2 separate regions of the Homo sapiens genome follow, and region 2 is linked to region 1. A link is an interaction called in ENCODE POLR2A ChIA-PET data of the cell type or tissue named here. Cell type or tissue: PC-3. All regions are shown on one strand. Each heading gives the region's core, and the rest is flanking DNA. Links, peaks and the distances in the headings are about the cores only.

Region 1 (5,380 bases), core at 238-5,237:
TACAGAGATCCCACTGGCATTGTTGGTGGTAGGCCTGGGCGGGGGCAGCCTCCCCCTCTTTGTCCACGATCATTTTCCAAAGTCCTGCATTGATGCTGTGGAGATCGATCCCTCCATGTTGGAAGTGGCCACCCAGTGGTTTGGCTTCTCCCAGAGTGACCGAATGAAGGTCCACATTGCAGATGGCCTGGACTATATCGCCAGCTTGGCAGGAGGAGGAGAAGGTACTGCTCTTGGAGCATTTGAAGGGGTGTTGAGGGATGATTGATGCGACATTGTCAGGCCCGCAAGGGCCTCTACAGTTTATCTCTAAGAGAGTGGCATGAGTATCGTTCCAGTCTTCAGCCTGTTCATTTGTTGATATACTTATTCACTAGAGTACCAGCTATATGCTTAGCACTGTGTTAGGTGTGAATGTAAAGCAATAAGTAAAACAGGCCATTCCTGCCCTTATGGTGCTAACAGACCAGTGGGCTTTTTTCTGACCTGTAACCTTGTCATTTCCTCACCATCTTAAGAAACCTGAAGTCTAACTGGGCAAAGAAACAGAGAAGAAAAGGTGGAATGTGTGTTGGGAGGTATTTTTGTAAATATTTCAACTGGAGGTAAAGCCAGAAATAGAGCAAAACAGTATTCATGTAAGATCAGTGGTATACAACCTCAGGGTCTGACATTTGGTAATGTATGGAGACAATTTTTCATTGTCACAAATCGGGGTGGGGGATGTTGCTACTGACATCTAAACGGTAGAGGTCTAGGATGCTAGTAAACATCTTACAATGTTCAGGACGGGCACTGATGACAGAATTATCTGGCCCAGAATTTCCACAGTGCTCAGGTGGAGAAACCTTGATGCAGATGGTACTCTGTGGGAATTTTGATAGGCCTTCTGCAACTAGAATTAAGGTTCCATTTGCTCTAGTAATTTGCATCCCAGATTTAGGACAAAAACCATAAGCATAATAATTTTCTGTAAAATACTAGGGACAGTAACTCTGCTATTATACAGATAGGCTGCTGGTGAGTTTAGTACTTTCTGGAGCTCGAGTCCTTCGGGGAGAAGGCAGTTAGGTTGGTTCAGTTCTGTTCAGGACTGCTGGTCTGCTCATTCCATAACAGATACTCTGGTCTCACTAGATTAGAATATTTTCCAGTAAGGGTGTGGCAAACTAGGAGGCCTGGGACAAGTATTGAACAGATGCTATCTTAATTTTAATTGCAAACTGAATTGAATTGTAACAGTTTCGTAGGTTCCCTCTCTGAGGCTAGGGTTAGTTTAGGTGCCCAAGCCCAGATAGCTAATACGGTGAAGTATTTACAACAGTGCCATGCACATGGTAAGTACTTAATCCATGATGTTACTGCTGTTGTTATCTATAGATCAGTTTTCAATGGCTCTGCCCATCTTCTGTAACACCAAAATGTTTCAGATTACTGGAGGGCTCAAGGCTGCAAATGCAGGCTATTGTTTTCCTTGGACTTTGATGAGCCAACATGTTCTCTTTGTAAGAAACCAAAATCAGATCTGTGCTATGAACAATGATAAGCATGCAGCAGTCCTAATTAAATACTTATTAATTATTGAATAATTATGACCACAGTCTCAAAATTTTCTAAAAACCTGTCAGTGGCATTGCAGACCTACCCCTTATAAAAACAATTTAACATTATAGTAAGGAGCAGATCCATTTCTTCATCAGTTCTTTCTCACCCATTTAGCAAAATCATTTCTTTCTTGAGTCAGCTCTTGTTCATGGAACTGCAAAGATAACACTAACTGAAATTTCAGAACATTTTCTCCTATGAGGCAAAATGTGCTGTTTTCAGAGTTAAAAGTTACCATTTGCTGGGTCAGCCCTTAAAGGCTTAGTCAGCTGCTTTGTCTAGATCAGTGGTTCTCAACTCTGACTGTATTTAGAATTACCTGGAAAGCTCAAGAAAAATACCAGAGGCTTCCCATCTCTCCTCCCATCTGCCCCCTACTACCCCAGGATATTTTATTCTGTTGGTTGGCGTGTAGTACACATTAGAAGCTTCCCAAGGTGATTGTAATGTTCTGCCACAGTCAAAAGCCACTGGTGTTGATAGACTCTTAACCGAGAAATATTCATGCAAAGGGGACCCCAGTAATGTTTTTGCCTTTGGAAGGTGCTTTTAAATGTGGAAGAAGGTTCCATCTTTACTATGGGACACTCTGAACCCTGATGACAAAGACTCCCCTGGGCCATGACATCAGTGCCCTTACAGGCAAACCACATCCTCTGTGTCATCCTTCTAACTTAGTCACCATGCCCACCACTGGTAAAGAGGAGGTATAGTGTTGGAATGTAAATGGTATTATTTTATCCAGCAAAGACAAGGACTTGTTTCCTTCTTTTTCCCAGCACGGCCTTGCTACGATGTCATAATGTTTGATGTTGACAGTAAGGACCCAACACTGGGAATGAGTTGTCCGCCCCCAGCATTTGTGGAGCAATCTTTTCTACAGAAGGTTAAAAGCATCTTGACTCCTGAAGGTATGGAGAACAAAAGGTGGGAGAGGGAGGAGAGAAGGGACCATTAACAAAAATTATCTTTTTAATGAAAAATGCACAGAAGTGCGAGCTCGATCAATTTTTCCAAATTTAATACACCCATTTACTAGCACTAGACACAGAAAATTTCCAGCTTGCCAGAAAGTCGTATCTCTTATCCCCTTTCAGTAACTTGTCCTCGCAAGAGTAATCACTGTCTTAACATTTGTCCACCCAGCTTAATTTTGCCTGTTCTTGTTCTTTATATAAATGGAATCATATGGAATGTTGGAATGTTCCCTTTTTTTTTTTTGAGACAGGGTTTTGCTTTGTTTCCCAGGCTGGAGTGCAGTGGCCTGATCATGGCTCACTGTAGCCTCAAACTCCTGGTCTCAAGGAATCCTCCCACCTCAGTCACCTGAGTAGCTGGGACTACAGGTGGATGCCACCATGCCTGGCTAATTTTTTTATTTTTATTTTTTGTAGAGATAGGATCTCAACATGTTGCCCAGGCTGGTCTCAAACTCCTAGCCTCAAGCGATCCTCCTACCTTGGCCTCCCAAAGTGCTGGGATTACAGGCATGAGCCACTGAACTTGGCTGAATGTACTCTTTAAGTGTCCATTTTCTTTCACTCAACATGATGTTTGTGAGACTCATTCACAGTGTTGTGTTTACATGGCTTATTTTTATTGCTGTGTTATATCATGTAACTTAACACAATTCGCTTATCCATTCTACTGTTCGTATTTGGTTTGTTTCCTGTGTGGGTCTATTATAAGTGGTGCTGCCATTAACATTCTAGTATATGCCTTTTGATGAATTATGTTTTCAGATCTCTTGGGTATATACACAGGGTTGTAATTGCTGGATCATAGGTTATGGGTATGTTTTTGGCTTTTGTAGATGCTACCACACAGTTTTACAAAGTGGTTGTAGCAGTTCACACTCCCACCAGCATGGTGATGCTAGCTACTACATGATGCTTCCTACACGTGCTCTACTAGGCAGTGTGTTATTTAATCTTCATAGCAGTCCACTTTTTGGATGAGGAAACTGAGGTTGAAGATTTGCCAAGGTGACGCAAGGTAACAGTTGGGGCTCAAAGTCAGTGCCTTGTCACCTCAAAACTGGAGCCTTTAATCCCTATGTTAACAACCCTCTAGGTATTTTTGATTTGGTGTAAGGCACTGTGGTAACTGGCTTGATTTGGAATCTTAATTGTCAGAAGTCAAGATAACCTCGGCCCTGTCACTGGTTAATACTCTATGGTGTGTATGCCAAGAATGTAATATCCCTGTGGAGTTGGTAAATTTTACTTTCGTAGGGAATCACTTTCTATTGATTGATTGAGACAAAGTCTCATTCCGTCACCCAGGCTGGATTTTGGCTCACTGCAACCTCTGCCTCCTGGGTTCAAGAGATTCTCCTGCCTCAGCCCCACTAGCAGCTCCTGCCTCAGCCTCCCTAGCAGCTGGGATTACAGGCGTCCACCACCATGCCCAGCTAATTTTTATATTTTTAGTAGAGCCGGGGTTTCACCATTTTGGCCAGGCTGGTCTCAAACTCCTGACTTCGAGTGATCCGCCTGCCTCAGCCTCCCAAAGTGATGGGATCATAGACATGAGCCACCGTGCCCAGCTGGGAATCACTTCTTTCTCAAAGCTATTCTTTGAGAAGCTATTTGGGAAACTGAGGCTTGGAGAATGGTAAAATAACATGTGAGCAGCACAGAAGAGCAAGAAATAAGGCTGGAGTTTGTTTATGGCTCACATGCTCCCCATGCTTTTCTCCATCTGCCTTTCTATGCTGTGTATTCTCTGCAAACTCATCACCACCGTGTGTTTTAGTCCACCAGTCTCCCTGGGACAGGAATTGGTATTTTCCTCAAAGCCGATCCTTGTCTTTCATATGTCTCCTGATGTGAGGTCATTCTGACTTTTCTTCCTACCCTATAGGTGTTTTTATTCTCAACCTTGTGTGCCGAGACTTGGGGCTAAAAGACTCAGTGCTGGCTGGGCTCAAGGCAGTGTTCCCCCTCCTATATGTCCGGCGAATTGAGGGTGAAGTGAATGAGATCCTGTTCTGTCAGCTGCACCCTGAGCAAAAACTTGCCACACCAGAGCTCCTAGAAACAGCCCAGGCTTTGGAGCGGACCCTGAGGAAGCCTGGGAGGGGTTGGGATGACACGTATGTCTTGTCAGATATGCTCAAGACGGTGAAAATTGTGTGACTGCTTAGGCCAAGCAGCCCTCCTGCCTAGACTGACCTTGGACTCCCAGCCTGCCAGAGAATGAAGAAATACAACGCACAGTACTTTTGAAGCTTCGTATTTTTCTTGGTTTCACACTCAGCTACATGTGACCTCCAGCTTGGTGAGGTTGCCTGAAGATTAGGGAAAATAAAAATGTCCTTCCCATCTTGTCCTCTTCAGTACCACTTGGGTTGGTTTGTCTTTGCTTCCTACACCACGTCCTTGAGTGGAGTTCCCTGCTGAAGCCCCTAGCACACACTGCATGCCTTAACAAGTGTGTGCAAGCCCCTCAGAACTCAAGACATCCAAATTTTATTGCGTCTCTACTTATACTGGTTTGCTTTTGATTTATTCCTCTATTAGTTCTATAGGAGTGATCTCAAGTGAGATAGCAGAGCAAGATGCCAAAAGACCATAAATAGAGTAAGGTTTCTATAGATGTGAGACAGATTTGAGAGAGCATTTACTCTGTCTCCCTGTGGATGAAACTGCTGCTGAAATGGTTCCAATTTTTAGGAATCTGCTTACCCACTTCATTATTTGACAGCTTTCCTTGGTGACCCAAACCTTGTAGCCTAAGCCATTTGTCTTTTTCTCAGTGGAGGGAGTGTATG
Region 2 (5,380 bases), core at 237-5,236, 230 kb after region 1:
TTTCCTTGCTATTAAATCTATTCTGTCGGATGTTAATATAGCCAATCCCAGTTTCTTTTGGTTAGTGTTAGCATAGTATATCTTTCCTCATCTATTTACTTTTAATCTGTGTGTTTTTATATTTAAAGTGAATTTTTTGTAGATAATATATAGTTGTATCTTGTTGTTTGATCCACTCTAACAATCTCTGTCTTTTAATTGGTGCATTTAGACCATTGACATTCAAGGTGATTACTGACACAGTTGAATTAATATCTATTATATTTGTTACTACTTCTATTTGTTGCCCTTGTTTTCTTTCCTTGTTTTTGTATCCCACTCTTTTTCTGCCATTTGTGCCTTTAGTTGAGCATTTTATGTGATTCCATTTTATCTTCTTTCTTAGTATATAAGTTGCACTTTTCTAAAACTTCTAAGTGGTTGCTCTAGAATTTGCTATATACATTTACAACAATTCATGTCTACTTTCAAATAACACTATACACTCCCCGACTTATGATTATTTAACTTACAATTTTTTGACTTTATGATGGTGAGAAAGTGATAGAAATTCAGTACACTTCTTGACTTATTATGGTGTGATGTCCCAATTACAACCCCATTGTAAATACAGGAGCATCTGTACCACTTTAAGAGTAGTGCAAGTACCTGATAATAACAAAATAATTTTAATTCTTTCATCCTGTTCCTTGTATTGTTTCTGTCAAATATTTTATTTACATATAAGCATATGAATAGGAATAAAATACATTGTTGCTATTATTTTGAACAAACTGTTATCTGTTAGATCAATTAAGGATTGTTACCTTACTTATTCCTTCTCTGATTCTCTTGCTTTCTTTATGTAGATCTGAGTTTCTGACTTAATATTATTTTCCTTTTCTCTAAAGAATTTCTTTTAATGTTTCCTTGTGAAGTAATTCCACTGGCAACAAACTTCCCCAATTTTTCTTTATTTGAGAAAGTCTATTACTCCTTCACTTTTCCTTCCCCTTCCTTCCCTCCCTCCCTCCTTCCTTCCCTCCCTCCTTCCTTCGCCCCCTCCCTTCCTCCCTCCCTTCCTCCCTCCCTTCCTCCTTTCTTCCCTCCCTTCTTTCCTTTTTTCTTCCTTTCTTCCTTTGTTCCTTCCTTCTTTACTTTCTCTCTCTCCTTCTTCCTCTCTGTCCTCTCTTTTCTTTCTCTCTTTCCTTCTCTCTTTTCTTCTTTATCCTTCCTTCCTTCCTTTTCCTTTCTTTTTTCTTTTCTTTTATTTCATGAGTACTGGTGCACCAGGATCTCCTTCACTTTTGAAAGATAATTTTGCAGGGTACAGAATTCTAAGTTGATATTTTATTTCTCAGCACTTTAAATACTTCCACCTTTTCTTTTGTGCATGGTTTGTGAGGAAAATTCTGACATAATTCTTATATTTGCAATCCTTTACTTCTTTCAAGATTTTTATTTTTGCTTTTTTTTTTTGTATTTTAAATATACTATGCCTAGTTATAGCTTTTGGGGGGCATTTATCCCACTTGCTGTCGGAGCTTCCTGAACCTGTGGTTTGATATCTGATGTTAATTTGGGGGGAATTCTCAGTCATTATTTCTTTAAATATCTGTTCCTTTCTCTCTCTCTTCTTCTGCATATGTTAAACCTTTTGTAGTTGTCTCACCATTCTTGGATATTCTGTTCTGTTTCCCACCCTACCCCCTAGTATTTTTTTTTTCTTTTCGATTTTAGATGTTTCTATTGAAATATGCTCAAGCTTGGTGATTGTTTCCTCAACTTTTTCCAGTCCAGTCAAATGAACCCAATCAAAGGCATTCTTCATTTCTATTAGTCTTTTTGATCTCCAGCATTTCTTTTTATTCTTTCTTAGCATTTCCATATCTCTGCTTATATTGCCCATCTGTTTTTGTAGGCTGTATATCTTATCTACTAGAACTCTTAGGATGTTAATCACAGTTTGTTTTTTTTTTATTCCCAGTCTGATAACTCTAACATTAGAGTTAGAGTTCTGAGTCTGGTTCTGATGCTTGCTCTGTCTCCTCAAACTGTGGGGTTTTTTTCTTCGCCTTTTAATATGCCTTGTAATTTTTTCTTGATAGGCAGACTGGGTGCTATATGATGTACTGGGTACAAGGCATTGTGGTTACTAAGCTATAGTCATGTAGTGGTAAGATGTGGAGCGAGAGGAAGCATGCTGTAGTCCTGTGATTAGATCTCATGTCTTTTAGTGAGCCTGTGCTTCTGGACTCACAAGTCTCACAAGTGCTTCTTAGTTCCTGCCCCACCCCTTTAGGTGGGACCGGATGGCTACAGTGGACTAGAGTTGTGTATTTTTCTTCCCCTATATAGAAGGCTAGAGCAAGCTGGAGTTAGACATGTCCTTTGCCCTAATCTGTTAGGCTCTGGAAAACCCTCAGTAGTATAGGTTCTGGTTAAATGACTTCTCTTAAGGTCAGACCTTGATAAGAAGAACAGAATGGACCCCGCGCGGTGGCTCACGCCTGTAATCCCAGCACTTTGGGAGGCTGAGGCGGGCATATCACTAGGTCAGGAGATGGAGACTATACTGGCTAACATGGTGAAACCCCATCTCTACTAAAAATACAAAAAAAAATTAGCCGGGCATGGTGGCGGGCGCCTGTAGTTCCCAGCTACTCGGGAGGCTGAGGCAGGAGAATGGTGTGAACCCGGGAGGTGGAGCTTGCAGTGGGCCGAGATCACGCCACTGCACTCCAGCCTGGGCGACAGTGTGAGACTCCGTCAAAAAAAAAAAAAAAAAAAAAAAGAACAGAATGTTGTGGGATATTTCCAGTTGATCACTTTCCTCCTTTCCCTACCAGAAGCATAAGGGGATTTTTCTCTTTAATTTACTGCGAGAATTTATTTAATCCTCTGAAGGCAAAACTCAGGTCCCTGAAGCTCATCCACTCTGAGCCTTCAAGCGATTCATGGATTACAGTTTAAGTTTTCCTGCCCCAGCATTGTTTTCCATGGAGGTTTCTGCTCTTGGGTGTCTGCTCTGTTGAGTTGTGATTCTCTATATTCACCTGTCTCTCCAAATTTTGGGAACAGCTAATTGTCTGTGATTTCACTTCACTGACAGATCTAAGAAGGGTTGGTTTTTCAGTTTGTTCAGATTTTTACTTGTTGGGATGGAATGATTTCCAAGCTCCCTACATGCCAGATAGGAGTCCTGCTATTTAATTTTATCTTTCATAAAGGAAGCCTTGGCTGGGCACAGTGGCTCATGCCTGTAATCTCAATACTTTGGGAGGCCAAGGCAGGAGAATTGCTTGAGGCCAGGAGTTCAAGACCAGCCTGGGCAATATAGCAAGGTGCTGTCTCTACAATTTTTTTTTTTTAATTACCCAAGTATGGTGGTGCATGTTTGTACTCCCAGCTCCTCAGGAGGCTGAGGCAGGAGAATCGCTTGAGCCTAGTGAGCTATGACTGAGCCATTACACTCCAGCCTGGCAACAGAGTGAAACTCTGTCTCTAAAAAAACAAAACAAAACCAAAACAACAGCAAAATAAAAAAGGAAGTCTTTTGAGAGTTAAAGGGGGTTATTTTTAATAATTATCCCAGGACAAAAAACATAAACTGTAATGTATGATTACTGTATTGATGCAGTTGCCTACTGATGAGGAAACTAATATTTCAGAGCTAATAAGAGGTATAGGTGGGATTTGAACCCAGGCAGTCTGATCCCTGAGTCAGTGCACTTATCTCTATATTATGTCACACTCACACTTTTGGGGTACCTTGTGTAGCTTTTCAAAGTCTTCACTAGGACCTATCAATACTCATCATTGTGGTTGTTCTTTCCTGAAGAGACACATAATTAAAACACAATGTCACAATGATTTATTAGCTCTTAATTTATTATTTTTAATTTCCTTTTATTAGGAGGGCAAGAACTGTGTTAAATTATTCTTTAGTTATTACTGCATATAACCTCTTCTAAATCTGCAAGTTTTTCTCCTTCCTGGAATTCTGTACTTGCCAGAGACATCTAGTCAAACTTAGTTCTGTAAACAGTCTTAGATGATATAACTTAGTTGGAAATAACATAGCTAATCACTTGTAAATTTTAGCTAAGACTTAGGAGGCAGAAAAATTTAGTGATTAAAAATGGAATTAGGTTGCTGGATTTGAATGCCAGTTTCATGCCACACAGTCTGTGACTCTTAGGTAAGTGTGATTTTCCTCTCCAAGTCTCACTCTCCTCATCTGTATGCTTGAGAAGATAATAGTATCTATCTCTTGGTGGTTGTTTTGAATCCTATATGAGCCTGGCACATAATCAGGGCTCTTTATTTTAGCTGGATCTTTAGGTTTCTAGTGAAATGCTTTCAAAGCATGATGACTTTAAAATCCTTTCTGACAGTGGTTTTTAAGATCTATCAATGTAGGTATTGAGTCTGCCAGCAGGAGTTCATTGATTATTTTAAGCTGCCTATTTGTGTAACTTAATATAGATAAGAAAATGGTCCCCTTTGCCATTTTGGTATATCACTAAGTATAGATCTAGCTTCCTTTTCAGATATAAGGGAGTAGTAAAGAAAATACTTCTATAATCAACTTTTATTTTTATTAGAGCTATAAATATATATAGCTTTCTTAAAAGAAAAAGTCAGTGCAAAAGGCTTTTAATAGAAACAATCAGTCCCTTGCCCACCCCTCCTGACTCTTGATTATTGATTTCCAGAGGCTACCACTTACAATTCTTTTAGCTATTGATTTTGATAGTTACCTCCATATTTCTATGTAATCTGTTTATATTACTATTTTTTATTTTTCTTAGTTTTAGATACTCTCTTTTGACTTCTCACTGTAGAGAAGGAGGATTTAGCTGTCTTATATCCTTCTCCTATACTTATGTATACTCACACACTCACATATGCACTTATCCTCCTACATTCTACTAAAAGAATCATATTTTGCTGAATAAATTTTTATAATCCTGAAAATGTTATTCATAGCTGAGCTATGTGGTAAATTTTGGTTATTCTTTCTTCCATGATATTGTCTTTTTTGAGGTTGATAATTATCTCTGTTTGGTTTGTTTGCATAGTTTTCTGTACATCTATCACTAACGTATTCCCAATCTCCCCTACAGAAGTCTCAATCTCTCAGTACTTTAAAAACATTCTGGATTAGGTAGTTTTATGTTTATTTTCTTGGTAGAGGAAGAAATCTCTTCAGGACTCTCTGTTCTCTCATTCCCATAGATATCAATTGCTCTCTTGGTCTCATACTGGGATCTATACCATCCTGAAAACTTCCTTCTTTTCTTGGTTGTATTCCTGCTTCCTGGATCTCATGTCTTCCTCTTTATTAGTTTGCTCCCTTGTTTTGTAGAACACGTTCTTTAACAGCGTTCTTAAAAAG

What was found. Peaks named below come from ENCODE experiments on the same cell type or tissue, not always from the same donor. Only the 100,000 strongest peaks of a DNase experiment are listed, where the experiment ranks them.
Region 2: POLR2A ChIA-PET joins it to region 1 with 5 read pairs; 3 of 35 experiments call an interaction of 5 or more read pairs at or near these places.

The regions. Positions count from the first base shown.
Region 1 is chr1:171,792,012-171,797,391 of GRCh38, forward strand. METTL13 (methyltransferase 13, eEF1A N-terminus and K55) reads left to right here. Exons shown (of 8, transcript NM_015935.5): 6 at 6-224; 7 at 2,385-2,516; 8 at 4,471-5,380. The coding sequence ends at 4,745. Among named protein-coding and RNA genes, the nearest start is that of METTL13, 13 kb to the left of the region's middle. RefSeq lists an enhancer at 1,795-2,994. In PC-3, for the core only: no CTCF peak of the experiment used is centred there; a DNase peak (open chromatin) is centred at 2,280; H3K27ac peaks cover 1,293 bases.
Region 2 is chr1:172,017,972-172,023,351 of GRCh38, forward strand. All of the region lies in intron 4 of DNM3 (dynamin 3), which reads left to right. Among named protein-coding and RNA genes, the nearest start is that of MIR3120, 120 kb to the right of the region's middle. In PC-3, for the core only: no CTCF peak of the experiment used is centred there; no DNase peak of the experiment used is centred there; H3K27me3 peaks cover 3,083 bases.